Regions from separate parts of the Mus musculus genome. Here regions 1, 2, 3, 4, 5 and 6 are each linked to region 7. A link is a loop called in an ENCODE intact Hi-C map of the cell type or tissue named here. Cell type or tissue: gastrocnemius. All regions are shown on one strand.

What was found. A loop is a pair of places that touch in the nucleus more often than their neighbours do. Peaks named below come from ENCODE experiments on the same cell type or tissue, not always from the same donor. Only the 100,000 strongest peaks of a DNase experiment are listed, where the experiment ranks them.
Region 1: a loop joins it to region 7, with 2.6 times the contacts of the local background. A loop is called at or near these places in 12 of 42 quality-filtered maps.
Region 2: it touches region 7 in a loop (12-fold over the local background); 15 of 42 quality-filtered maps call a loop at or near these places.
Region 3: it touches region 7 in a loop (2.1-fold over the local background); 8 of 42 quality-filtered maps call a loop at or near these places.
Region 4: a loop joins it to region 7, with 2.5 times the contacts of the local background. A loop is called at or near these places in 16 of 42 quality-filtered maps.
Region 5: it touches region 7 in a loop (2.6-fold over the local background); 4 of 42 quality-filtered maps call a loop at or near these places.
Region 6: a loop joins it to region 7, with 8 times the contacts of the local background. A loop is called at or near these places in 19 of 42 quality-filtered maps.

Annotation. Positions count from the first base shown.
Region 1 is chr10:84,512,669-84,516,668 of GRCm38, forward strand. It overlaps Gm34405 (a long non-coding RNA gene), which reads right to left. Exons shown (of 4, transcript XR_380642.4): 1 at 3,648-4,000; 2 at 3,014-3,142. Among named protein-coding and RNA genes, the nearest start is that of Gm34405, 3.0 kb to the right of the region's middle. In gastrocnemius, CTCF peaks have their summits at 1,601 (motif pointing left) and 2,977 (motif pointing right); DNase peaks (open chromatin) are centred at 1,605, 2,978 and 3,946.
Region 2 is chr10:84,834,328-84,838,327 of GRCm38, forward strand. It overlaps Rfx4 (regulatory factor X, 4 (influences HLA class II expression)), which reads left to right. Exons shown (of 18, transcript NM_001024918.1): 5 at 966-1,027. All of the region lies in intron 2 of Gm40728 (a long non-coding RNA gene), which reads right to left. Among named protein-coding and RNA genes, the nearest start is that of Gm40728, 27 kb to the right of the region's middle. In gastrocnemius, a CTCF peak has its summit at 2,006 (motif pointing right); a DNase peak (open chromatin) is centred at 2,038; H3K27ac peaks cover 183 bases.
Region 3 is chr10:84,708,682-84,712,681 of GRCm38, forward strand. All of the region lies in intron 23 of Polr3b (polymerase (RNA) III (DNA directed) polypeptide B), which reads left to right. Among named protein-coding and RNA genes, the nearest start is that of Rfx4, 45 kb to the right of the region's middle. In gastrocnemius, a CTCF peak has its summit at 1,596; no DNase peak of the experiment used is centred here.
Region 4 is chr10:84,843,443-84,847,442 of GRCm38, forward strand. Rfx4 (regulatory factor X, 4 (influences HLA class II expression)) reads left to right here. Exons shown (of 18, transcript NM_001024918.1): 8 at 759-922. All of the region lies in intron 2 of Gm40728 (a long non-coding RNA gene), which reads right to left. Among named protein-coding and RNA genes, the nearest start is that of Gm40728, 18 kb to the right of the region's middle. In gastrocnemius, no CTCF peak of the experiment used is centred here; no DNase peak of the experiment used is centred here.
Region 5 is chr10:84,928,322-84,932,321 of GRCm38, forward strand. All of the region lies in intron 2 of Ric8b (RIC8 guanine nucleotide exchange factor B), which reads left to right. Among named protein-coding and RNA genes, the nearest start is that of Ric8b, 13 kb to the left of the region's middle. In gastrocnemius, a CTCF peak has its summit at 2,377; no DNase peak of the experiment used is centred here; H3K27ac peaks cover 1,328 bases.
Region 6 is chr10:84,639,885-84,643,884 of GRCm38, forward strand. The region is part of intron 9 of Polr3b (polymerase (RNA) III (DNA directed) polypeptide B); the gene reads left to right. Among named protein-coding and RNA genes, the nearest start is that of Gm17249, 19 kb to the left of the region's middle. In gastrocnemius, a CTCF peak has its summit at 1,891 (motif pointing right); no DNase peak of the experiment used is centred here.
Region 7 is chr10:85,043,710-85,047,709 of GRCm38, forward strand. No RefSeq gene overlaps it. Among named protein-coding and RNA genes, the nearest start is that of Gm34633, 42 kb to the left of the region's middle. In gastrocnemius, CTCF peaks have their summits at 1,813 and 3,100 (motif pointing left); DNase peaks (open chromatin) are centred at 1,798 and 3,061; H3K4me3 peaks cover 1,301 bases; H3K27ac peaks cover 343 bases.

The sequences.
Region 1 (4,000 bases), 530 kb before region 7:
AAGCAATCATCATCTCTTCCTGGCTTCAGCTAGCTTCCGGCAATAGTCTGCAGAAGACTGAGCCTGCTCGTAGTCAGTCATGGAGTAAGGAGGGGGACTCTTAGGCCTCTGCTCCTTTCTACTTAGTAGACTACTGACTACTGAAAGGTTCTGTGGGAAAGGGTAGTGTGGTGGTTTGAATAATAATGGCCCTCAGAGGATCATAGATTGGAAGACTTGGTCACCAGGGAATGGCACTATTAGAAAGTGTGGCCTTTTGGGGGTAGGTGTGACCTTGTTGGGGTAGGTGTGACTTTGGTGGGGTAGGTGTGACCTTGGTGGGGTGGGTGTGACTTTGTTGAGGTGGGTGTGGCTTTGTTGGGGTAAATATGCCTTGTGGGGTAGGTGTGGCCTTGGTGGAGGGAGTTTATCACTGGTGATAGGGTTTGAGGTTTCAAATGCTCAAGCCAAGTCCAGTCTCCTCTCTCTGTCTCTCTTTCTCTGTCTCACTCTCTCTCTTCCCTCCCTCCCTTTCTCCCTTCTTCTCTCCCTCCCTCCCTCCTTCCCTCCCTGCTGCCTGCTAATCCAGATGTAGAACTCTCAGCTACCTCTCCAGCACATCTGCCCACACCTGCTTCCTGCCATGGCCATAATGGACTAAACCTCTGAACCTGTGAGCCAGCCCAAAGTGAAATGTTTTTCTTTATAAGGGTTGACATGGTGTCTCTGCACAGCAAAAGAAACCCTAAGACAGGTAGTTACTGTCTTCAGTTGTATACCCACAGTAGGGTTCAATATAGCCACGGATCACCCTGGTTAAGCTCAGAAAGTCACAAAATAAAGCAAAAGAATGAGAAGGGAGGAAAAAGACTAGGAAGAGAAGAGAGGAAAGGGCAGCAGAAACGAGAACGGATTATATACATGTATGAAATTGTTCAAGAACAAGCTTAGTGAGGGTTTCCCAAGCAAAGATGAGAGATGCTGGGGCCGTCGGGGCTAAGCCTAGACTGCCGACCTCACTTTCCGTCTCTGCCAAGGGACACCCCAAAGCCACCACAGGCTTAGCATCAATCCACTTTTGGAAGGAATGCCCGTCTCCAAAGAAAGCCACCCCTACTATTACAAACTGCAGAGATGGGGAACCACCAGCGTGTGGTGTTGGCATCTTTAACGGTGTCTTTGGGATTAAGCATTGGTCACCCCAAGAAAGGCCAGGTCACAATCTCATTCCGAACTCTCAACAACTTGGGGGGGGGGCCTTTGATAACCCTCCTAACTCAAACATGTGATTCTGGGGGAGGCCATTCAAGGGTTTTCCCCCCTGTTGGGCTCACTTAAAGAAAGTTGAGCCCCGCACAAATAAATTTCCCAGCTACACCTACTGCTTGGCCTTGTTTCTTATTTCCTTGGAATCCTTGACTGACTCTGCTTTGTTCTCTCCTGTAGGGATTACAGAATTCTCCACTAGAAGAGATCATGAGGAAAATTGGGGCCAAGCTTCATATCTGACAGGTAACAAAGATTTCCCAACAAAAAACAAAGATTTCCCAACAAAATGATCGAGAACCATCAAGGCCAGCTGCCTGGCCCCAACCTGTCCTCTGCACCACACTGCCCTCTCCTGGACACATATGGAAACAACCACTGGGAGGCATTTGATTTGTGGGAGTCTTGCCTAATGAAGGCTTCCTTGGGGACTAGTCATAAGTGTTGTCTCCAAGCTGTCTCTCTGCAGACTTCCCTCCCTCCTGTACTCCTTCTTGCTTACTGGAACCCCAGTTTCCCTCTCTGAAGTATGAGAAGAAGATAAACGACGCCGGAAGCTGGTAAGAAAGAACACAGAGGCCAGGTTGGGCTGAGGGAGGACCTGCCTGTGCCTGAACTCTTAGCTAGAAGACGCCCCCTCCACACCCCCCACCAACAACAGTGCAACAAGAAAACCCAAAGCTCTTTGATGTATGAAGCTCTGACATCACAGGCCTTAAAAGAGTCCCGCAAAGCTCAAAGCTTCCATTCTTCAGGGTAACAATTTCCATGTATTCATCTCAGAAACTGCAAGGATCAAAAACAAAAAACAAAAAAAACAAAAAAAAAAACAAAACAAAACAAAAAAAAACAAAACAAAACAAAAAAACCTCCCAGTGCCTTCAGGAGCCAGAGACCTAAATGGGTTAAGAGATCAGTGAGAGTGAGTGGGTGGGAGCCATGGACTCTAGAGGCGACAGTTTGCTACAAGCTTTGTTTCCCCAGCTCCCAGCATTCCCAGCACTGTGGCCAATTGTTACGTCCCAAGTGGAAAGATTTGAAAGTACTTCAAACCTTACACCAACGCCATGAAGTAAGTAGGTGTCGCCGGCTTCACATCCATTTGTTAAGTGGGGAGACCCAGGCATAGAATACAAGAAGTGTTTCCACGGGCAGACAGATTGGTAGGGGTGTGGCTGGAGTTTGAACACAGAACCCAATTTCCTAACTGCCAATATGGGGTACACAGGATGAGCTTGAAGGCTCGGATCCCGGGTGCATTTTAGGAAACAAATTTTTTATCAGAGACAACCCATTCCCCTGGCCAATCCCCTGAGCTGTACAACATGTGTCCCACCCAGGGTGTGACATTTAACACATGCACAATTTGAGAGGTTATCACCGAATACTAATATCCCAATTTGGCTTACCGGTCTAAAAGTCTCTCTGCCTGACCTTCCAGGCTAGATGGATTGGGGAAGAAGAAAGCTCCTTAGAGCCAATGTTCCAAAGATTCATATGAACAGACCTCTTCATCATTAGGTTCTCAAAGGGAACTAATTAGGGGTGTGTGTGTGTGTGTGTGTGTGTGTGTGTGTGTGTGTGTGTGTGTGCTGTAAAGGTGTTTATAGCACAGAAAAGTGCACGTGTAGGTCTCTTCAAATAGTAGCCTTGGGGCTGTATGTAATGATGCCCTAGCTCACACCAGAGTTTAAATCATACCATTCCTGTGATCCCAGGATCAGACACTAGATGGCACCACATTCTCCCCTGATGCTGAACCACATACCTCCTAACAGAAAAAATTCAGTAGCTTGAGCAGCCTTGGATTTTTTTCCTGATGGGTCTGTACCATCTCAAGGTGAAGAGACTTCGTCCACTTCATATCAATAAGTAAGGGGGTGCTGTGTGTCAGTCTCTGGTGGGAACAGAGGCTTGGTTCAGACAAAAGCCACTCACCTCCCCCCACCCCCAGGGATACGGCCAATCTCTACCCCTCCTCCTCACCTATACAGCCCTCCTCCATTCTCCCCAACCCTCCAGCCCTCCTCCCCAGCCCTCCTCCATTCTCCCCAACCCTCCAGCCCTCCTCCCCAGCCCTCCTCCATCCTCCCCAGCCCTCCTCCATTCTCCCCAGCCCTCCAGCCCTCCTCCATCCTCCCCAGCCCTCCTCCATTCTCCCCAGCCCTCCAGCCCTCCTCCATCCTCCCCAGCCCTCCTCCATTCTCCCCAGCCCTCCAGCCCTCCTCCCCAGTCCTACCCTCAGGAAGTTCCCCAAGAATCAGGACAGGCTACAGAGTCAAGGAGAGTTGAAGGTGAGAAAGACTGTGGAGCTCAGAAAAGGGGCAAGTTACCCAGAGCAGCACAGCCTGTCAGACCAGCACCCTCATCCAGTGTCCTCCATCCTGACCTTATAATTCTACCTCGGAACTCCTCTCCCCATGAGAGCCAATTAAGAAAATGAGAGGTTGGAACTTTCTAAATATCGGTGTTTCTAAGACTGACTCCATGCGAGCACATGGCCTAAGACAGGGGAAGCTGCACCCAGTGTGCAACCATCACTTTCCACAGAACATGACCAAGTACCCCAGCACAGGTGGCTCTGCCCTCACCACAGGCCCATTGCCCAATCGGCCTTGCTCAGGGTGTCAGGAACCAACACGCTCGCCTGGCACAGCCTAGAGGAAGTGCCACACCTTTTGCAGCAGCTCTGATCCTTCACTTGCTGCCCGGCGCTTCCAATCGTTACTTAGGCTGGCACGGGGCCAAGACAAGT
Region 2 (4,000 bases), 210 kb before region 7:
TGTGCCTTGTGAATGCAAATGCATCCACCTCACAAGTGGCAGAGCCAAGATGTAATCCAGGTCCCCTTGTCTCCCCAGTGCCACCGCATAAACGTTTCATTATATCACCTCACCAAAAACACCATCTCAGTAAACACCAACGAAGGAGGCCTGCTGGTGCATCCCTACTTTGGCAGACGGCCTCCTCTCTGGACTTCTTTCAGGAGCATGGTTGTCCAAGCCACAGTAATTATGATAGTCTCCTCTGGACAGGGATCAGAACCTTATCTTTTCAGTCCACAGCAAGACCAAGCTTTCCCAAGTCCCAACTCTGAGCAAGCAGGGTCTTTGCTCTCACACACGCTATATTCAAGTAGCAAGAGAGGCAATTGGTACTCAGTGAGGAAGCGCTCTGGCTGCACTCAGACAGAAGCCTTCCAGTAGAACCTGGAGACGCAAGAGACAACTGTTGCTACTGGACACTGGTTGGTCCCAGGAGGTCTCTGAGCAGGGGCATCTTGTTCAGAAGCCCCAAATGTCATCTGCAGAGATGGAAGCAAGTCTGTGAGATGTGGGTGAACTTCCTGTAGTGAGATGTGGGGGTGGAAAGAGGCCAACTCATAGGGACAAAATCGGGATGGTACACAAGGCCTAGTTACAGGACTGAAGGTGGGTTTGGCTCCAAGTGTGATGGCGGTCTCAAGGGAGAATGGTCTATTTTAGAGCTTCCTGGGATTTCCTGTGTTGTGAATAAGAGGAGATAAAGCATGGTAGCCCGGTGAGATTTCCCACTGAGCCCCTCAGGGTCTGAGCCCCACAACTGCCAATGTACTGTCCACCTGCCCCCTCCCCCACCCCAACACCAGGAGTCTGTGCCATTGTGTTCCCAAAGACTCCTAGCCAGTCTTTGCACCGGCACCGGCTTGCTTCCCCTTTCAGTCCTGGTACACCACTGCTCCTGATGGGTTCTTGTGTCGCCCTTACAGATCATAAGGCAGCAGTTTCCTCAGCTAACCACCAGAAGACTCGGGACCCGAGGACAGTCAAAGTAAGCACGGAACAGCCACAATGCCTTCATTCACAGCATCTGTCTCTGGACCTCGAGGCCAGACCCCAGGATGCTCCTCAGGAGCATGGTCTGCAGGCCCGTGGGGAGGTCTGTGCCTAGAGTGGGGGACTGTGGAGGAGGTCTATGACAGCCAGCTTCTCTCTCAGCACCCTTGAGAGGGAGAGGAGAGAGAGGGAGAGAGCCTGGCCATCCAAAAACCTTTGGCCCAGCTGCTCGATGCCATCTGACTCTGTGCCTCCTTGTCCTCGGTTGTCCTCTGTAAAGCAATCTTTACATATTTCCAAGGAGCCCTGTGATCTCTCAGACCATTTCCAGGTTGCTTGGAGTGTTGAAGTAACCTCTGCTCTGAGAGCATACAGTGGGCCACAGGCACAGACCAGCTCCAACAACGTGGGGGGATGGGCACGTGTTTCCTCCCCCTCTGGCTCTGTGGTTCCTTCCAGCCAGCCAACACTTGAGGAGACAGAGGTCCTGCTCTGCAAGCTCAAGCTCACCACAATCCTCTTGTCTGGACCTCTCGCATGAGATCATAGTCCTGAACCATCACGCCTGGCTTGCCAGGGACGTTCTGATATGTAAGACAGACATGAAAAGAAGACTCAATGTTTCACATCATAGCAGAGAGTAAGAAAAGGGGAGGGAGAGGCACGGGGAAGATCTTTTGGAGGAGATGATGGTAAAGAGCAGAGGAAGTGAAGTCGTCCCCCCCCCCCCCCCCCCCCCGAGAATTCCTGTCTCCCAGGTGTGTATCAGAAAGGGGGGCTCAGCCCGTCCTACTCCATCAAAGATACACAGCAGTTGCCTCTCAGGATAGTTTAGAAACTTTCAGGGGTCAGGAAGTGTCACTTGGAAGAGAGGTGGCCACACAAGTGTGGCCAACCCAGTTCAACAGCTCCCTTTCCTGGGAGACTTCTAAGAACCTTTATCATGCTAATGTGCACCTTGACTCCACTAGAGGGTGCCTTCTTCTTATGCGGCATTCTAGACCTTTGACAACTGTAAGTGAGAAGGCAGCACAGTGAGCCAGCAAACCCGAAAACCTCTTCAAAAGGAAGGAACATCACATCTCCACATAGGTTGCAGAAGTCATGTCTGGACAGAGGGGGTTAGGGGTTCAGCGTTGTGGAGGGGGAGGGTTGGAAGCACACCCACACACTATTACCCCAGAGACAGAGCCACTGAGCAGTAGAACTTGGGTTTTTGTTGTGGAAGGGAAGGGAAGAAAACAGATGATCAAAGTTGGGAAAACCCTGTTATTGGTAAACTCTGAAAATAAGACTGTGTGTGTGTCTGAATCTATGTGTATATATCTGTGTGTGTGTCTATGTGTTTGTATGTCTGTGTCTATGTGTATATGTGCCTGTGTGTCTATATATTTGTGTATAGGTGTCTATGCATATGTGTGTGTGTGTATCTATTTTTATTTGTGTCTATGTCTCTGCATATGTCTATCTGTGTCTATATGTGTATCTCTCTCTCTCTCTCTCTCTCTCTCTCTCTCTCTCTCTCTGTGTGTGTGTGTGTGTGTGTTTATCAGAAGCTCTTGAGAGAAATTCCAAAGGACTGTCCAGAAAATTTTTGAACAAAGGACATCTTGAGATAATTTCTCAGTGATTTCTTTCCCAGGGTGACTACACTGAAGAACAAACTACTTCATTTATAAAGAAAAAGTCTGGTGTTTTGTTTAAAAGCAAGGTTGTAAGAATAGAGTGCAAAAATCTTTTTTTTTCTTTTTTTTTATTATTATTAGGTATTTTCCTCGTTTACATTTTCAATCTTTTTTTTTTTTAATTGTTTGCTGGTGATCAAAAGTGGATAATTCAAAATCTCGGTCGAACCAGATTTAAGCTACTCCAGGTGACATCTTTCAGTCTTCCCAGGATTTTGGAGTCTGAGGCAGGAGTGTGAGGCCACATGTTTAAAAGCCAGCCACCTGAGTTACATAGCAAGACCTTGTCAAGGTGGGGAAGAAGATGAATACAAAGATGCTGGATAAATAGGAAAGTATGGAAATGTTTGTCTAGCCTGTGGTCTTTGGAAAACCACTGGCTCCAATATGCAGTTTCTGATTTCTAAGGAGAATAGGAATGGTAGAAAGAGTTGGTAAATGTGGAGAACCAGAAAGGGTAGAAATAGAAGGAGCATGCACTTGGAGAACAGTCCCCTCTGAGGAAAGCCTGGTTTCTGTTCCTCTTTTTCTTTCACCTACATGGTGGCAAATTAGGCATCATCCATTTTTAAAGTTCTACACACAGCCATATTCTACTGTCTCCACGAGGACCCCCCATGCCCAGCCAATCTAAAGGCAATGGGATGTTTCAAGCTGCAAACTGAGTCTCCAGGCTGCAGCGTGGCCTGTCAACATCCCTCAGCAAGTCCACTCCTATAGATGAGACATAGGTATGTCTAGCAAGGAGTGCTGACTCTCCCTTCAGAACCTAAGTAGCAAAACCAAGACGGGACCAGACCAGAATAGTGTAGCTTTCCTGTAATTGAAGATCTATGCTACATGCATAGATTAACCAGGAAATAAATGGTTCTATCTTATGATAATGTAACTATCTCATAATGTCATATTAAGATATGGCTGTCTTGACCTTAAGTTATAAGAAACATTTTAAAGCTAAGGGGGTATGCTATATAACTGTCTTTCCACCACAAGGTACCTCTGGAGTCCCTGGAACCAGCCCCTCCCCCACAGATTGCCCACAGACGGAAAGGCAGTTATGTGACAGTTGAGAAGTAGAAGGCCCAGACGGTAGATATTAGCTCAACACAAAGAACTTTCTGGTAACTACATCGGCTGAAAATGAACTGGGCTGCCTTCGGAGGGCCTGAGTTCTTCATCCCAGGAGGCATGAAGATGGAGGCAAGCTGCCCACTGGGCAGAAATTTCACAGAATGGTACCAGCAGGAAGGGGGCTGTGAAAGGGAAGGTTACACGCACCCATC
Region 3 (4,000 bases), 340 kb before region 7:
GATATTAGCCCATTGGTTCTTCTAACACAATTAATTGCCTGATGGAGCACCTGATGGAGGTAAAAAGACTAAGCTCCTAAGGCTTTATCACTTTTCTTCCTTTCTAGTCAAACACTGACGGCCTGAATAGTATCTGTTAAACAGAAGAGCATCAGATTAAATTAAGGTCACCTGGTTCTTTGTTATCTTCCCTCCACTGGAGTGTGATCCAAGGAGAGATGAACTCTACAGATACCATCTCGTCATGTTCATAAGCCTCATGAACATGGCACAAGTCGTGTTTGTTCCTTCACAGTCCAGACCACAGACTCCAGACTCCTGGTGCCATGCAACTGTAGGGAAAAGGCTCCCTTCCTACAGTGCAACTGTAGGGAAAAGGCTCCCTTCCTGCTGTAACTGTGGGAAAAAGGATGACTTTCTCTGTCCTCCCAAGCAGTGTGAGTACATGGCCTCCTGATGGTAAAGTATCTCCCTACGCGAACCCCAGTGAGTTGGTTAGGCTGTAGTCAGTGTGATGTGTTAGGCTCTAGCAGCCTCCCTGTGATGTGTCCTACATGGCATTCAGCTGCAGGGAGTGCAGTTATGCTTCCAGCATTTGCTCGGATTGATCTATGTCAGCTGCATCTCCTGCCTAGAGTTGTGTCCTCACCTCCTTAGAGTGTTTGTCACACAGTGCATCTGAGTGCTGTGTGACAACCAATAGAAAACTGCATACTAGTCAGCCCTTTCTGGGGGTGTCTCCTCAGAAATAGCTCTTGCATTAAATAGATCACTGCAGTTGTTTTTTTTTGTTGTTTGGTTGGTCTGGTTTGGTTTTGGTTTTTCGAGACAGGGTTTCTCTGTGTAGCCCTGGCTGTCCTGGAACTCACTCTGTAGACCAGGCTGGCCTCAAACTCAGAAATCCACCTGCCTCTGCCTCCTAAGTACTAGGGTTAAAGGCGTGCGCTACCACGACTGGCTGCAGTTGTCTTGATAAGGCTTTAGCATGGTAAATTTTTTTTCTCTTTTGGAGTGGTTTGTTTGTTTGTTTGTTTTTGAGACAGGGTCTTGCTGAGCAGCCCAGGCTGGCTTTGAATTCAGAATTCTCCTGCTGCTCCAATACTTGCATTACTGGCATGAGCTACAACACATTGATTTTTTTTTTTCTGATATGTTAACTTGTCTATTTAAAGTGTTCCAGCACACAGATCTAACCCATTAAAACTAATAGGTCAGTTACCATAATATTAGTTATTAGAAGTGCATTCTAAGAAAATGAAGTGATTCATAATTCCAGCTGTATTTTCTCTGGACAACCTGTACCTACATGATTTTTGGGTTGCTCTCTGAAGCCGTAGAAATAAAGACAGCAGCTTGGTAGTGGAACCTGCAGTACCTGGGTCCTCTGAGAGTTTCCCTGGACTCCATAAGTTCTCCTTCTCTGCCCTTGGAATTAGTGTCAGTGCTGATGGAGTGACACTCTCTTGGCAGGGCATCGTCTGCTCCTAACTTTCCCGGCTTCTATTTTTCTTCATGAATTTGTGTTTGCTAAGAGTCCTGTGATACAGTCTGTGGCCTAATTCCCAGTTGCCTCCAGTGAGTACATCAAAGTTCCTGAGCAAAATGTATTTGCATTTTGCTACCAGGAGGCTGTGCTATAAACAATGGAGTTGAGACATCAGCACCGGCCAGGGGATGAAATTTTATTTTACAATCTGAAGTGCTGTGTAAGCATTTAAGGTATGAATCGGTAATCATTTCCCAACAGCTCCCATTAGCCATGCTTTCTTTGCAGCCCATCCGCTTTCCTGGGATGCAGGGTGGGAGTTAACTCTCTGGAGCACACTGCGTGGCATTTGCATTTAAGCCAGCATTCAAGGGAGGGCACCACAACTTTCTAAAGTTCTTAGTGCCAGAATGGACCTTATGCCTCTGCTCTTTGATGAAACACAGTTTTAATTTTTCATTGCAAGAAAAGAGAAGAAACCTTCCCAATGTTGTGAAGATTACATATTTCTAAACCAGAGAAATGTAAAAGAAAAAAAAATATATATGGGGGAAAAGTGGGTTTCAAAGGTCAGGAACGTTCTTTACCCCTGATGGATTCAATAAAATGCAGACTTTAAAAATCATCTGTCTAATTTGAGATTCAAGATCATCAAATTCTGTCTAAATATTTTGTTTTAACTTCTAAGCTCATTATGGCCCCTTTGTGTTAACTTGTATTAAACTCTGTCAGCTATGACTGGTCTCATAAGCACAGTCAGTGGGGCAGAATAAGTTAATTATTTACTTGTGTCACTAGTGCTCTTCATTTAATGAAATGCACAGCTGTGTTGGATCTGCAGTTGGATGTGTAGCTCCCATTGTTCAGCAAGTCAGCAGAGGGGAGAAGCCGTGGTGATGGAGAGTCCTCGCCTCTCTCTGCTGCTCTGGCTTTCTGTGTCGATTTCATGGGTCTTTTATCACTCGCTTTCTCACAAAACAAACAACACAGGGCTGTCTGCTATGGGAACCATCTTGGCATATAAAAGGGGTTTCAGAGGCTCAAGTAATTTTAAGTTAGCGAAGATTTAATTTTTGGCTTACAGGTGCCCCTGGTTCAAATATAACCAAAGCAATTCTATTATAAGACGGAATGGAAAAAAAAAAGCTCCTTGTGTATGTTTTTGTCAGCAAATGTCAGAAAAAGGCAGAAGAGAAAACAAAACAAAACAAAAAAAAAAAAAAAAAAAAAAAAAACTTCCCAAAAGGAAGCTGTGCTGTGAAGAGTAATCGGGCCCAGAGGAAAATGACTAGATTCTGACTGTAGGAATGAGCATGTATGTCATCTTAATAGCCTGGTGAGGTTAAATCAGCTCAATTAAACACGTCAACTAAAACCAGGCTACCAAGTCTTCCGTCTTCCTGCCATCCCTAAGTCCCAGCCTGCCTGAACCAGTTCCCACCTTCTCCTGGTGGTGTGGAGGGTGGACCGCAGCCTCTCCCAGGCTGACACCAGCATCCCTGTGGGTCCTGCCTGAGAGGCGCTGCCTTTTCTCTTTGGTTTTGTGTTTAAGGGCTATCGGAACCCTGACTCTCACCAGCCTTCCCAGGCTCTACCCCGTCCTTGTGGAGATGCCGAGTCCAACATGTTGTTCTTTGCTGTACAGTAGTGGCCTCAGGGTACCTAGATTTCTGATTTGCTCTCTTTCAAAGTAGGCTTCAGTGACTTCCGGCCTCTGTCAGATCCTTTCAGTATGGATAAGATGTGGCTTTAGAGGGAAGGGACACGTCACACAAGACAATGGCACACAGCTAGATTTGAGCTACAGCGTAGCAAGTGAGTTTCTGTTATTTATACAGGAAAGCATGAATACCCATGGTATGATTAAAAAAAAAAAAACCTTTTCAACCAAAATAAATATCAAAGAAACTGTACGTCTGCTCTGGAATCCAGCTCTACACGCCCTAGCTGCAGTCTTGTTGGCAGCCACTAGAAAGCAGAGTGTTAGCACAGTGTAAAGAAGCAGGCAGGCTTGTTTCCTCTGTTTAGCTCTTCATGATATGCACATCAAAAAGGTTCCATTTTAAGACGTTTGGGGGTCCTGGGGATGCTTGCTTATCATATCTTAAGTTTTAACTCCAACACGGCAATAGTAACAACTTAGTATTTTTTTTAAAGTGGCTTTAGTTATATAGAAGACAAACAGGAATGAAAAACTTGGGTTTTTTTTAGTAGGTCCTGAAATGGGTTCGTTCACACCCAGGGGAGAGGCGTTTTCTTTTATTGCTGTTTCTGCTGTTACACTACAGTGAAAGAGCATCAGTCTCTTTCCTCTGAGCAGTCCTGTGCAAGCCTTCCAGCTCTTAGATACATTGTAACAAATTCTGTCCCACTCATCTTCCCAGGAAAAACAAATCAGAAGAATTAACAGCTGTGTAGCAGCAAAATCTCTGCAAGCTTAGAACACTGTTCCGGCCTGCTCAGGTCTGCTACCCTAAGAGAATGCGGGTGGAGTGCTGAGCTGGAAGGCCCTCT
Region 4 (4,000 bases), 200 kb before region 7:
AGGCATGCTCTTCTTGGAACATCCACTCAGCCACTTGCTTCTCCAAGTCCCTGCTCAGAACATCATGCTAAGGGCGACTCCATTATTTTGAGTGCCCAGCAGAGCACTGCTCTGTGTCTTGGTGACATGTGGCAGGTGTTCCACGTGTCCCTCTGGCTTACTGCGATGCTGTCACCACCTTTAACTCCATAATGGCACCAGGTGCACTTTGGGAAAATGGGAGTTTGGGATATGAGAAGTTCCTTGCACTTTGCCCGGGTTTGGGGCAGACATATTTGAATTTGGGGAATTTTGCAGGTAGCAAACACTTCTTGCCTCTCCACCTGTAACTGCTACATCCTTCCCCTTCCTTCCCAGAATACCCAGGAGCCACGGGGGGGGGGGGGGGGGTGGACGGGGGGGGGGGGGGGAGGTACGTGGGGGTGAAAGAACAATGGGTGTTAGTGCTCTGATCTTTTAAAAAAAAACAAAACAAAACAATAACAGCAAAACCTGTCCAGTCCTCCCTACTTAACTCAGCTCACAGCGAGCAGGCCTAACACCAGGCTGCAGGGGCAGGCAGGCCAGCAGTGGGCACAAGTCCCACAGCATCCCAAGCCTGGGCAGCTCCCACTGCCCCGGTGCGGGAGGGGGCGGGGGGGGGTGAGTAGAGGAAGATGGAAGATGCTGCTGAGCTGCCTGTGCTGGGGAGGGTGGAGACGCAAGGCTCCGCAGGGGCGGCTTTGTCTGAACCCTCTTCTCTCTGTGGGTCAATGCAGGTTCAAAGTTTCCTTCTGCACTTTTGGCAAGGGATGCCGCCCCACATGCTGCCCGTGCTAGGCTCCTCCACGGTGGTGAACATCGTGGGTGTGTGTGACTCCATCCTCTACAAAGCCATCTCCGGTGTGTTGATGCCCACGGTGCTGCAGGCGTTGCCGGACAGGTGAGTCAGCTGGGTGTCTGCCTGGAGCCCAGGCATCGGCTAGTACTTGATTTTGTTTTGTTTTGTCTTACCTGTTACTGTAACAGGGCCTTTGTAAAGATCAACAGTAGGCTTTTCAAAACTAAAGACTGTAAGCTGTGAATGCAAATAAAATGCTTCTACTCTGAAAATGATTCCAACTTCCCAAGGTAGGGAATGGTATACAGCGAAATGGTACAACCACTTCCTTGGCGGGCATCTCGTGCTGTTCATGTGTCACTAGGACACAGAACATGGCTTTTCTTACTGAAGTGCTGCCGCTGTGAGGACTATTCTGTGCCTTCCTTTCCTCACACAAACCCACTGCACCTCGTGCTTCCGCCGAGCAGGTCCTCTGGGGTCTCCACCACGCTCCACGCTGCCCGAAGGACAGTAACGGCAGGGCGGTCTCTCTGGACAGCTGTGTCTTCTCAGGACTCTGCTCCCTTGCCCTTCTGGCTCACCCCAGTGTGCGATGGTCTCCCTACGGGTTTTTTTCTGTGTGTCCACCCTTTCTCAACTGTCTCCTGTAAATAAGATCTCCCACTTCCAGGAGCATTTGTTTCTGGGGACATTCCCTACACACTCATAATTTTTTGTAACAGCGGGGGCTTCTGCCATAATGAATTTTAGTGATTCTCTTGGGATTTTCTGTCTAACTGACTACAAGGGGTGCGGGGGGGGGGGGGGGGGAGGGTGGCATAGTAACGTGTATTAGCTTCCTGTGGCTGCTGTTATAAACTATCACAAAATAGGTAGCTTAGAGTAAGCCTTTGAAGGCTTACTCTACCCTTTGGGTTCTTCTTTTCCTGGCCACATTTTCCTGAGTGTCTCTCAGGATTAATTAAGCTGTTTATAAGGCTGAACATTTTCTGTTTCCCTGTCGCTTTGTAGAAAGTTGGCCTTACATGTGTAGACACACTCCCAGACTCTCAGTGATATCCCAGTCCTCTACGGCCAGCCTCCACCAATACCACACTGCCTTGGCTATAATTGGTTTTATAGTAGTCTCAAAACAAGTGATAGGACGCCTGACTTGTTATTCTTTTTCAACATCGTTCCTTTGCTGTGGCAGATAACACTTGCAGAATCTCCTAAAAGTCCTGTAGGATTTTGATTAAGATTGTCATGAGTTTATAAATAAAGCCAGAAATAATCAGCTTCTTACTAGTATTGATTCTAATCCATTAACATGGTTTATATTTCTTATTTTACGTGGATTCTCTTCAGTACTTCTTCAGTTTCCAACCATTCATTACTACTTTATGTAGTTTGTGTGTGACTCTTTTGTCATGAGATGTTATTAAAGTCAATTATTCTAATAGTTTTTATGGTAGCTTCTTTGGGGGCTTCCCGAGGGTATTAATGTATAATCTAGGGTTTGGGAGCATTTTGTTTCGTGATGTCCAATCTCTATACTCCTTTCATCCACAATGCTATTACACTGGCTAGGACCTCTAGGTGACAGTGGATGCCTTCACATTTTCCCAGGTCTCAGAGGGAACGTATGTAGCATTCACAGTAAGATGTGGAAGGTCTCGAGGGGTCAGCAAAGTTCCTTTCCATTCCTGGTTTGCTGAGAGTTTTTATCAAGAAAGTGTTTTGAATTTTGTTAGATTTTTTAGATTGTTTCAAGATCATATACTATGTTTTTTCCTCCTTAGTCTTCAAAGGAGGTAGATTTCATATTGCTTTATTTTTAAATATTGTAGCAGACTTTCATCTTCAGGGTAAATATACTTCATTGCAGTTTTAAAATGTATTGCTAGATCTGAATTGCTAATGTTTTGTTATGGATTTCACATTTCAATTTATAAATATTCCTACTTTTAGTCCTTATGACTTTCTCTTTAATCAATAGATTATTTTAGGAATGAAATATTTAACTTTTGAGTATTAGGAGTTATGAAGATACTATTCTGTTATTAACTTGTGTTTAATTTCCCTGTAGTCAGATTGGATACACTGCATGATAACACATCTTTTATGTTTATTTAAGCCTGTTTAGTAGCCTGTAACATGGAGCATGTTGGTGAGTGTTCTGCGTGTACTAAAAACGCTCAGGTGTCGCTCGGTGATGTGTCCAGTAAACATACATCTGTTAGGCCAAATTGATTGACAGCAGTGTTCATGTTCTCGTTGCCCTTAATGACTTTCTCTCCTTTGTTTTACTAACTCCTATCTCCAACTTGAATTATAAATTTGTCAGTTTCTGTCCATTCTTGCTTCATTTTGAAACTCATTTGTGAAGATTTGTAATTAAGTACATTTAAATTGGAGTGTTCTGTCTGCCTGGGGAATTGATTCCTTTTTATCACACACATGTAAATTGTTGCATTTGTGTTATTCACAGTAGATGTTGTCCCTGGTAACAGTTCTTAGTCAGAGTTTGCTTTGGCTGTAACATGGGTACTAGAGCATCTTAAGGAACGCTGCCTTTTCCAGCTCACCCCCCAGTCAGTCTGCTCAGACACTGGCCTTCCGTCTAGCACAGAGTGGGATCTGAAGTGTTTGCATATCTAAGTTGCTGCTCCCCTGCCCCGAAGCCTTCACATTTAATGTGTACACATGGTTGTTCAAGCCGTCCTTCTTGCTAGTTGTCTTAGCCTCCCCGGTTCTGTTTAAAATGTCTTCATGTGTCTGGTTTGGGGCTATGTTTTATCATTCTATTTATCCCCACTAGTTTGTTATTAATCTGTTTTCCTTTAAAAAAAAAAAGCAATAGTTGCCTTGGTATATACCTGTTTTACATTAGTGTAAGAATTCTAGTTGGATGTGGTAGCATATGCCTTCAATCCTAGCACTCCAGAGGCAGAGGCAGGTGGATATCTGTGAGTTTGAGTTTACTATGGTCTACATAGTGAGTGCCAGGATAGCCAGGGATGCATAATAGAGAGATCCTGTCTCAAAAGGATGGACACACACACACACACACACACACACACACACACACACACACAAACACACACACACACAATCCTTTTCCTTAGACAATTTTCTTTTAGACTGATGGAATATCGTAGCCAGTCTTTTATATCCACCTCCATTCTCATGATTGCT
Region 5 (4,000 bases), 120 kb before region 7:
AACAAGAGTCATTAGGGACCTACGTAGGTAATCTTCATTAATGCAAAACATCACCAAACAAACCCATTTCAGTCTCCAAGGGTTAAAACCACTAGTGACACTTTGATGCCTCCAGTGCCTTTCAGATACTGACAGGGAAACTGCAGGACAGCCCCATGCTCACAGCTGTAGAGGCTCTCTGTGGAAACAGAGCAGTAGGCACTGCACTGAGCCCAGTGTGGAAACGTAAGAAATCAAATGACCATACAGATCCTTTGCTGTCCTGTACTGTCCTGAATGTGCTTCCAGAGCAGCGGTGCTCAGCCTGTGGGTCATGGCCCATTTGGGGATCACATGACCCTCCTCACAGGGGTCGCCTAAGAACCTCAGAAAAACACAGACATTTGTAGTATGACTCATAACAGTAGCAAAATTACAGTTATGAAATAGTATCGAAGGTAACTTTGTGGTTGGGGTCACCCCAATATGAGGAGCTGCATTAAATGGGCATATATAGCAGTAGGAAGGTTGAGAACCATTGTTCTAGAGCCTTCTGTCAAGTCATTACATTGGTAACAACAAATCAAGACTTTGCTCGCTTTCATAAAGGCAGTGCTGTGCTAGAAAAATCAACCAAACATCCACCCATAGTAATATCTTTCTAATATTAAAAAAAAAAAAAACCAACAACTTTGTGACAACCTAGAATAAGAGGCAGTGGCGCCTCTCTGCGTAGGGTGACAAGTGATGCTCTCTAGATCTGGTCCCTGACACTTCTGCTGTAATTTTCAGTTTTACAGAGGTTTGCTTCTCCCTCTAGTGCCATTCAGTGTGGTGGGCATTTAACAATGAGACAAATGCTCACACTGCTGGAATGTGGTGAATGAAGCCTTATACAGAAAGGATTCTTCAGTAGGCATAGTTCTTCTGTGTCTACTCCTATGTAGCTGTCTCATTACCTTTTGAAATATAGTTTGGAATACTTAAAATTATGATCCAATACCTTGTTTTATCTCTCTCTCTCTCTCTCTCTCTCTCTCTCTCTTTTTCGAGACAGGGTTTCTCTGTGTATCCCTGGCTGTCCTGGAACTCACTTTGTAGACCAGGCTGGCTTTGAACTCAGAAATCTGCCTGCCTCTGCCTCCTGAGTGCTGGGATTAAAGGTGTGCGCCACCACGCCCGGCTTGTTTTACCTATTATTTCATCACTGTTGAGACACTATTTAAGAGTCACGCTTAAGGCTGGAGAGATGGTTCAGCAGTTAAGGGCACTGACTGCTCTTCCTGAGGCCCTGAGTTCAAATCCCAGCAACCACATGGTGGCTTTCACAACCATCTGTAATGGGATCTGACGCCCTCTTCTGGTGTGTCTGAAGACAGCTACAGCATACTCATATACATAAAATAAATAAATAAATCTTTGGGGAAAAAAGGTCAGGCTTAAGGTAGGAGCTAGCAAAGGGGAATGTATGTATTTTCTTTAAGGAATAAAGTTGGCTGCAATTCTAATGTCTGTGCATCTGATGCAAATCATGACAGGTGCATGTGAATTATTGCAGTTTGGATAGAAGCACCTGCTTATTTACATCCTCCCCTACAGTGGCGGGCTGCGATTAGCTGTCAGTGCACACACACATGTATCGTGCAGATCTGTGGGCTGGGGGAAAGCAAATGGTGAATAACCTGCATACCCGCATCTTGAGACAGCGAGGGCTCTTACTTTGCTTTTTAACCCAAAATGTTTCTCAGAAAGCAGTAAAGAGTATTGCAATAAAAGTTGATAAAGATATGTCATAAAATGAATTGGGTTGGGTTACAGCTCAGGGACACAGTTTGCCTAGCATGTGTGAGGCCCTGGGTTCAATCCTCTGTCCGGGGGTGTGGAGAGGAGTAGAATGTTTGACCCTCTTTGACCTGTACCTGAGAATATAGCATTATCACCGGTGGAAAACCTTCCTGTATATAACTAACATCATCTTCCTCAGAAGAATGAGCACTAACATACCTAAAGTACAAGCATGTTTCATAGCTTTAGACTCAGTTCTCTTAAGTGGTAGGTCAGTTGCTGAGTTGAAATTGTGAGCTCTTCATGGGGACAAGAAGCCTGGATTATTTACCCTGGATTCTTAGCTCCCAGCACTGCATGAGGCCCTGGATAGGCACCTACACTAATGCAAGTTAAGATGAGGGGAAGGAACTTGGAAGTTGAGTGGAGGCTAGAATTCCTGTGAGTAGAGCATATTGTGTGGTTCTGTGTTTTACGCTCTTCTAGTTACACATCAGAATTGCAAAATACAACTCACAGTGTTGTTCACTGAGGAAGCAAGATACAAAAGTATATTTCAGGAGTGATCACGGCTTGGAGTTCTGCTAAATCCTACACAGAGAAGTGCAGCAAGGAAGTCCACTAGATGCTGCTGCTTGACTGTACTGCTGTGGAGTAGGCTTTTTTGGTAAACTTTTGAATCATAATAGATTGAACTGATTTAAGACCATAATTATTTAATAACACAGTATAATACAATTGTATTTTAGAATAGTGTGATTGGGGGCATAAACATAAACCAGTGCTTTCTGGATTTTTTTTTTCCAAAATTGAACTTTCTTGATTTCTTTATTAAATTAGAGTAGTATTACTTACAAAGCCAGTTTATATAGTGAAATAAATGTATCTGAATACAAAAGTCCATTTTGTTATTTCAGATACATCAGTTTTTAAGCTTTCCCTTTTAGGCGTGGATCTGCATATTAGAACATGTGTCATTTACACGGTTCCTCAGTGGTCCTTTGCACTGGGACCCATGCTAGGCTTAGATTCCTGGCTTGCTGTTAGCCTGTGGTACTTGGTTTGATGCATACTCAGTTACAGATACATAGGTGCTAGCGATTGTCACTGCGGACTGTGGAAAACGAGTGGCAAGTGTGTGAATTTCCTTCCTCCAAGGGAAATGTGCCAAGGCAGAATTGTTAATCCTTGGCTTTGAATCCACTTGTAGGTAACATAGCTCGAGGCATGGATGCTTGTTCTGAAAGCCTTTGTTCTTACTCTGGTCAGCTGAAAATGTCAAAGTAATTAAAAAAATTTTTTTAAACAAAAGCTTAATATTATGTCTAAATTTGAATCAAAATTTGTTGGATACCTTTACCTAAGGGAACACATAGGTACATAGTACAAATAAAGTGCTCAGTCTGAAACCAGTCTCTTCCAAGACAGCCTTTTAGTGGGGAAAGAGTACAGCTGTAGAATGCTTTCTAGTCTAGCCAAGGCTCTCAGCGCCTGACTCCCTGCGTCTTTCCCTCTCCCAGCTCTCCCCCAACTCAGCTGAGACTGCTTTTTAGCATATCCAAGGTTTTGCGTGCCCCTCACCCTACAGATGATGACTTTAAATACTTTTAACTCCATTCAAAGATGAGCACTCAATATCAGGTACACACCTCAGGTTTTTATTTTTAAAGCTCCTGTCTAGCAGGACCCTAGTACAGATCTTAACTGTTAGGCAGAATGAATGCCTAGCCATAGTGCAAATCAAGCCATTTGCGCTTTATTCCAGACTGTACCTTTCACTGTAGATGTTTTGCCAGATAGGGGAAAAGGACAGAAAAGCTCTTCTAATTTAGGGTTTTCGCGTGATCTTTAAAAACAATGACTGTGTGTGTGCACATGCATGCTCATATGCCCACAGGTGCACGTGGGAATGGACATGACATGTGTGGTGAGACCTGAGATGGGGACTCTCTCTAGTCCAGTTCCTGGAATGGCGGCTTCACTCCCACGTTGTTAGGAGCTTCTGCTGTGCAGTGGCTGCGTTTGCTGGTCCTCCTGTCTGTACCTCTTGTTTCTCTTTAGCAACACTGGCTTACTGATGCAGTCTGGCACGTCAGAACTCAGGTCATCAGGCTGGCCAGCCTGTGCTTTTACTTATTTACTGAGCCATCTTCCTGGGTCACCCTATGTGATCTTTATGTTACTTTTTAGGGTACCTTCCTCGGGGGATAAGAATAGTGGAACTGTGGAGTTGGGG
Region 6 (4,000 bases), 400 kb before region 7:
GAATTCCTCTGGTTTGGTTTCTATATTAATCAAAATGTTTATCACATTTTATCTATTTTTTGTGCCTTCATGTAAGTGTTGACATGTATGTATGTGTGAATGTGCACAGTGTATGTGTGGAGGCCACAGGGCAATCTGTAGAAGTCAGTTCTTCCACCATGTGGATTCCAGATGAACTCATCAGGCCTGACAGTAGCACCTTTACCCGCCCAGCTATCTCACCAGACCTAGTGTTCTTTCATACATAATTAGCATTTTGGTAGGTAGTGATGAGTAAGCCTTTCTCTACCCTCTCCCTAACCAGACAGTGCTACCAAACACCACCCTATTACTGTCTCCCATGAGTCTTTCAGGAGCTAGTTTGCATATTCATGAATAGAAATAGATCTGTTTTGTTGATGCATGCAGTGCACATTATTTTACACTTAGCTCTTTTTTGGCTTTGTAACTCACATCTTGGATGTGCCTGATCGTTGTACATGCAAACGTGACTCTGACAAAAGTAAAAGAAGGAAGAAAGGGTTTATTTTGGTTCACAGTTAATCATGGCAGGAAAATTAAAATGGCAGAAGCCTGAAGCAGCTGGTCACATTGCATCCATGGTCAGGGAACAGAAGGATAGATGTGTTTGCTCAGTTCACTTCCTCCTTTTCATGAAGTCTGAGATCACAGCCCAGGGAATGACATCACCTAGAGTGGCTGTGTCTTGCCACCTCAGTAGTCTAATCAAGACGGTCCCCCAGCATGTCCAGAAGCCTGTCTCCGGGTAGCTTCTAAGTCCCATCAAGTTGTGTGTCGGGACAGACTGTGCATGGCCATGAGAGCCCTTGATGTTACAAACGTGCCCTGACATGTCACAGGGACATCTGTAGGCTCTATCCAGGACATTCTAGATCTGTTCATTCTTATAGACTTCTAGATTCTCTTGTCTCTAAATAAACTGGTATCTTTACTATACAACTAGATGCTTAAAAGTTTGTTCGAAGTGTTGGCTTAGAACCTGAAAAGCAGTTTCCTGTAGAAATGCTGAATTGATGCTGTTCTCGGAGAGCTCCTGTGGCCACTTACCATGTGTGAGGTGTACATGTGTATAGCGTGGAGCTTGATGACTAGCTTGGCTGATCAAGAGCCCAGATGGTCTCAGGAGGCTCAGCACAGCATGCCAAATGATCCTAGACACTAGCACTGCTCGGTGGCCGCCCTTCCGGTTCACTTTAGGACTTAGCATTCCTGAGCCATAGTTGCTTTATAGTAGAAATCCCTTCTATCAGCAGGCAGAAATCTCCAGCAGTGGCAGTAAGCTGGTTAAAACGGAAAATCATTTGGGGTAACAAGAGACTGAGCCTCTACTAAAGAAAGATGTTCCCAGAGAGCATGAGAGTCAGGGAATCCGACTTCAAGTCTGGTTTGTAGTTTCCGATGGGCTCTGCCCTTGGTCATTCTCAGGTATGGACTGGATGCTGACTAGACAGGTTCTTTAACTTGAGAAATAACTGTATTTGAGATGCAGTCATATGAAAGTGATTCTGTGGGATATTTTTTATGTTTAGCTTAATATGCTTCTGAGTTTTAGAAAGGATTGAGTCATTAATTTTCTTTACCAGGTGACAGTGATAGTCAGAGGACCATTTCATCAGTAGTCCAGAGAGTCTCACACATGTCTGCTGTCTTCCTTTCTTTGAAGTTTGGATGTTCACGCACAGAAGGAATTGTGTGTGTGTTTGTGTGTGTGTGTGTGTGTGTGTGTGTGTGTGTGTGTGTATTATAATATAACAAGTCTGTGTGATGGCTTTTCTTAGAGGAATCCTACAGCTCCCAAAGTGTCTCATGTACATACACAATGATGGAGAAATGTTATTTGCCAGCTTCGAATTATATCTTCAGCAGAGGGCAGTATGTCTCCATGTATCCATGGGACTTTTTTTTTCCCCCAAAGTTTTTGAATGTGAATAGCATTTCTGTTTTTAGACTAAGAGTGTTAATTACACAGAAAGTATATGATCTTTTTACCATGTGTAATGAGATGCATACATGGATTAAAAATCTGGAAAGCTTTTAACATTCCTTTTTTTATCTACATGACCAAAGTTTAATAAAACAATTTCTCCTGTTACAGATTTGTTTAATATTTATGTTGAAAATATAAACAGATATAGCTGACTTAAATTCTATCTAAAAAAAAAAGAAAGGCTATGAGTTAACAGTTTGTCGTTTTTATGATGTAGCCAGTTGAAAAATGAAGAGACGCTCTAAAGGGTGAAGCTTGTTTCTGTTATACAGCTCTTTTTCTTGTGACTTGTAATGAACGTAACAACTTATTTGTATTTTACTTACAGTAGACGATGGCTTCTGTCTGCACCTTCATCGTTAGGGATTTTTATGTGTGTAATTTATTTTTCAGTTTCCTAAAGTAGGATTTTAGGTATATTTTTCTTTTTTTTTTTTCAACTCAGGTGTTTTCAGTCTTAGACACATGCTGAGACTTTGAAATGTGGTCATTATTAATGTACTTTCCAAAAATGTGTTTATTAATTGATAGGACAAGCAGTGTCTAACGTTTAAGATAAGCATTTAACCCCCTTTTCTTTTGATCGCATACAGTTGTCACTCTGGGTCTCCCCTTCAGGAGTGTTCAGTCCACTGCTGAAAACTTGTGTTTTTATCACCTCTCACATCTCTCCCTGGGTGGCAGCGCAGGGTCCTGGAGAGTTTACAGACACACAGAGTAGCCTAAATCTCTGCTTCTCCACTTAGTAGCTATGTGATCTTGGGCAGAATTCTCTACCTCTCTGAGTCCTGAGTAACTCATCTTTCAAGAGAAAACTCACCTCTGAAGCCCAAATGAAATCACGTGTTCCCAGGATAGAAGGCTTTTCTCTTTGCTCAGCCTTCCTTACCCACTTTTGTCAGAGCTGAGGAAAATAAACTGGGGCTCTAGGAGAAGCACGTCGTTTCCCCTTGTGTGTGGTGTGGCCCTAACCCAGCCGTTGACAGTCATTAGGACACGATTGTAACCAACAATTGGCTAAAAGCAGCAAAAGTGGCAGGGTTTCCCGATGCCCTGGTGAGTCTGAGTCTGACCATTTGGGCTTGTGAGGCCTGGAGCAGCCGTATTTATGGGTCTGAATCACCGCCTAGGTTCTCCTGCCCGTGAATCTTCCCCTTTCCCATTTTATGTCACAAGCTTTCAGCACTGGCACTGCAGTGGCATCTGTAGCCCCAAAGGATCTTGGGAGCGAGGCTTTGTTTCTAGGATACCAACTTCTATGGGTGCTTTTTGTCTTTAAAGAGAAACAACTGCAGATTTAAAGGAGTCATCGATGTTCCCTTATCTACCAGGACTGCTGCTAGCAATAAATAATTTCAGCTACTTTACAGAAAACCAGAGCTTGGCTGTATTTCTTAGTCGCCTTCATCAGAATCCTTACACAGTGTATATCAGTGTCTCTCCATAGGTTCAAGTCATTCTCCCATGCTCACTAGTGTTTTCTTTTTCCTACCTTTAAAAGTTATACTTTGTCTATGTTTGAGAACAGTTTCATGCTACTTTTTTTTTTAAGATTTATTTATTTATTATATGTAAGTACACTATAGCTGTCTTCAGACACACCAGAAGAGGGAGTCAGATCTCATTACGGAAGGTTGTGAGCCACCATGTGGTTGCTGGGATTTGAACTCAGGACCTTTGGAAGAGCAGTCTGGTGCTCTTACCTGTTGAGCCATCTCACCAGCCCATCATGCCACTTTCTAACTGACCATGTGACCATTGGTGACTTTCAGACAAACATTATCTCGGCCATTTTTCCCTAAGGTTATTATTGTACAGCATTTTCTCCTGACTTATTTATTAGTGGGAATGATGAGGTTTCAGGAGTACAAAGAGTTCCACGGAATGCTACTTTTCAGGTGCCTAAATTATGTCTGTAAAGCAAAATGGGTGGGCATTTTGTTTGTTTCCATGGCGACGCGATCATCTGTTTGTAGCCATGGCTGCTGAAGG
Region 7 (4,000 bases):
AAAGTGATTTCAAGGCCAAAATGGGCTACATACAGTGAGTTCCAGATCAGCCTGAGCTATGGGTGAGACCCTGCCTCAAACAATAAAACAAATCTTTCACGAGAACTCTTTTTACTACAAACGGCTTTGGCTATCCTGTATTGTCTGACTGTCTGTAGGCATAAGTGCTAATTATTTTCTTATTTTAAAATTATCTTTCTGTAAAAAGCAATCGGCTTTTAGGCTTACAGTTTTAGTCTAAAAGAAGGACAGTTTGTATAGTACCTGGTCACAGCTGCATAAACGTTTTCTTTAAAACTTCACACTCTTTGCTTCTTTAAAACTGAGGGTAGGGGGTTGTTAGGAAACAGTGTGTCAACAGTTTCTTTCTTACAAAAAAAAAAAAATCGGTTGGATTGCCTGTTGTATAGGCAGTGTCTTTTGTTTAAAAAAAAAAAAAAGTTTTAACTCCACAGTGGAAAAACTAACATTGTCACTAGGATATGACGAAACCATGGAGAAGAACTAGAGATCTCGAGGCTCGGCAGAATGGCCGGCGGCATCTGGTCCCAGGCCCTTTCTCAACAGCCTTGTATGCCCTATTCAGAACGATTGTTGGCATGATGTAGACAAATTGACGCAAATTAGTTTAGCACGGGCTAGGCAAAGTTTAAGCTTGTTGAGCAACACACGTGGACCACATAGCAACAGCTCCCAACCCTGTGCACAAGTGCTGGATGCGAAGTTGGCCAGGACCCTGCTCAGCCAGAATGAAAGCGAATTGCAAATCACTGGTCAGGCCTCGGAAAGAAGACAAGGGGAGGGGGCAGGAAGCTGGCAGTGGAGACCGGAGCCCCCACACTGACCCTGAAGGCCCGGGTACAGAAAAAAATGTCTCCTGAAAGTGCCGCTGGCTATGCCTAACCCCCTCTCCCCCCAGCCTCCGGTTATTTCACAGCCACAAATCCTCAAAGGACTGGCCCCAAAGATTAAGGGGATTCCGCCACTTTCCTCTTTACTTTGGATTCAGATATTTCAAGACAATTCCTTTGGGGCTAGTGTCACACAGACCACCTAGAGGGACTTTCTAATTGTATTTACAGTAATTTAATTACACCAGGGACAGCTTCAGAAGGCAGGATTTACCAAGATCGATACTGTGGGTGCCGCTGGTAGGGTTTCGGATCTGTTAAATCAACAGGAAGAAGAAGGGGGGGGCACTTCAGAGCGTAGAAACCTTTGTAGATTTCCTTTTGGGGAGCACGGCTGGGTGGGTGGGTGATGGAGACGTTTGCCTGGGGTCAACAGCGTTCACGCTTTTGTTCACATTACTCTAGATTCTGTGCGTGAATTCTGCCCGCCTGCTCCCCACCCCCGCTTGCACCGCAGACAGGGCACCAGAAGTCAGCCTGCATTTAGTTCAACTATCTCTGGGTCTTGGGACTTGGTGAGCAGTTTCTCTCCAGCAGCAGAACTGAGTGGGAAACAGAAAGACACTTATTTGCATCCTCCTTCTTTTGAATTGTCATTTTCCAAACAAACAAACAAACAAAAACAAAACAAAACAAAAAGCTTTTACACAAAACATTAAAAAAATTTCCAATGTACCTATATGTAAAAAAAAAAATGCCGTAAATATTAAATCATTAAAAAGCAGGTGATCTGCATGCAATTCTGCTTTTAGATTGTTTGAGTAACTGGTCAGGTAAACTTGATGGCTGCTGCCTTTCCTTCTGGAGGGGTCTCGGCCTTCCCTTTTGAAATGGGAGGGAAGAGCCTGCCTTGATCCGGAGCTGGTCGGGGACTAAAAGCAGCACGCGCTTCTACTGCCCTCTAGCAGTCTGCCTGGGTTTATTAGCATCTAGATCTTTCTGAGGCACTCCAAGCGGGTCTCGGTGGAGGGGTGACAGCAGGAACACTAACTTCACTGGATATGTGCACATCTTCTAAGCTCTTAAATACATTCCGAGCAACGGGAATAAATATACAAACAAACACTTATGCGCTGAAAAAAAGTAGTCACGAAGATAATATACAGGGCATGATAGTTGAGGAGCGAATGGGAACCCTAGGGAGGAAAGAGAGGGAACGACCATGGTCAAAGCACAGGATACATGCACCTATACCTTAATAAAATCAGTATTGGGTAGAACGAATAAGAAACACGTTAAAAAAGAATGCTAGGGAACATTAAGAAGAATAGTTAAATAATCATATGCAATTTGACCTGGAACTATTTCTTTTTTTAAAATTAAACTATTTTATTTATTTACATTCCAAATGTTGCCCCCGCTTCCTGGTCTCCCCTCCCGAGTTCTTCACCCTCCTCTTTGCCTCTGAGAGAGTACTCTTCCACCCACCCACACCCTCCCTCACCCACACCTCCCCTTCCCCCATGATCCCCCTTCCTTAGGGCATCAAGTCTCTACAGGATTAGGCACATCCTCTCCCACTGAGGCCAGACAAGGCAGTCCTCTGCTACATATGTGCAGGGGGCTTGGACCAGCCCGTGTATGCTCTTTGGTTGGTGGTTTAGTCTCTGGGAGCTCCCAGGTGTCTGGGTTAGTTGGCACTGTTGGTCTTCCTATGGGGTTGCCCTCCCCTTCAGCTCCTTCAGTCCTTCCCCTAACTCTTTCTTAGGGGTCCCCGACCTCAGGACTTGGAACTATTTCTATCATGAACGAATGAATAAATGGTTTGGATTTGAGATCATAATAAGATAGTGAGGCTATGTTGCTGCTTTTGTCAAATAGAGAATGTTTTAAAAGTGGGGCAGGAAAGGAGATCTGCACACTGAGGGCCATCAATGTTTACTGTATAAGTCTATGAGGTGAGCCCTCCCCTCCCCCAATGAAATCTCCATTCAAAGTAGCAAGTATCTTCAGCTGTGTTTTACATCTGCTCGAGCAGCAGAATTCAAATTAAATGTGATGTTATGTGCACAGACTTCTCTCCCTGCATCTTTCCCCAGCTCTGTCCTGACAAAGGGATAGGTTGTGCTCTTTGTTTTTATGTCACCCGCAGGTTTCCATACATTAAAGGTATTGAAGTAAACGCTAACACCAAAGTGCGATTTGCCTGCTTGGTTGGCTCAACCGTTGTGAAGAAATCATGAGACACTGCCACCTGTTGGAGATGCCATGAATTATTTGCATTTTAGGCAAAACAATTTCCAGGTTCAAATTCAAAATCAGCTGTGGTCTCCTGATGAACTTACATGATGTTGAGTGTCTCCATTTTAACCCCTATGTCTCTCTGTCTGCTTTGTATCTTCTGATAGTCTTCACCATAGCTAAGTGCAGTGTGTGTACCTGCAGTCCCTGAAATCCAGCAGTTGAGGCCGAAGGATCCAGATAACCCAGGGACATCCTTGGCCTCATAGTGAGTCAACCCGGGCTAGATGAGACCCTGCCTCAAAAAAGAAAAACACCGTGTGTGTGTGTGTGTGTGTGTGTGTGTGTGTTTGTTGGGGGGGGGGGGGTTGGATTCACTGCTTCTCGGTCACGTGACACATGACACGTGACATGGGCTGCTTCCCTGTTCCACTTCATCACAGGCCCAGAAATACAAACCCAGACTACCATGGACTCATGGATTTGCAGTTTACTCATTTTGTTTACACTATCCTAAATGGATTTACATTTGCTGGGTGAACTTGTTGCCTTTGTATGTGAACATTGATGCTACTGGCAGCCTTACAGACAGCTCTTCTTGTTTATAGCCACTTTTCTGTTGGTTCTCTTTGGTTTCCTGAGTTAAAATTATTAGCAGTTACAAGTGTATGAGTCATACTCCTTTTCTTCCCCAACGTATAACTTTTGTTTTCTTGTATTTACAACTGTGATGAGTGTGGTGAGTAGCTTGGACTATTTTGCAGCTTTAGTGTAATGCTTCCATGAAACACACAGTTGGAGCTTTTGTGTTTTTGTTTTGAAATACATGCATGGCTGTGTGTGTGTGTGTGTGTGTGTGTGCACATAAACCAGCTGTATTGGCACCTAACCTCAGCATTCTGAAGGTA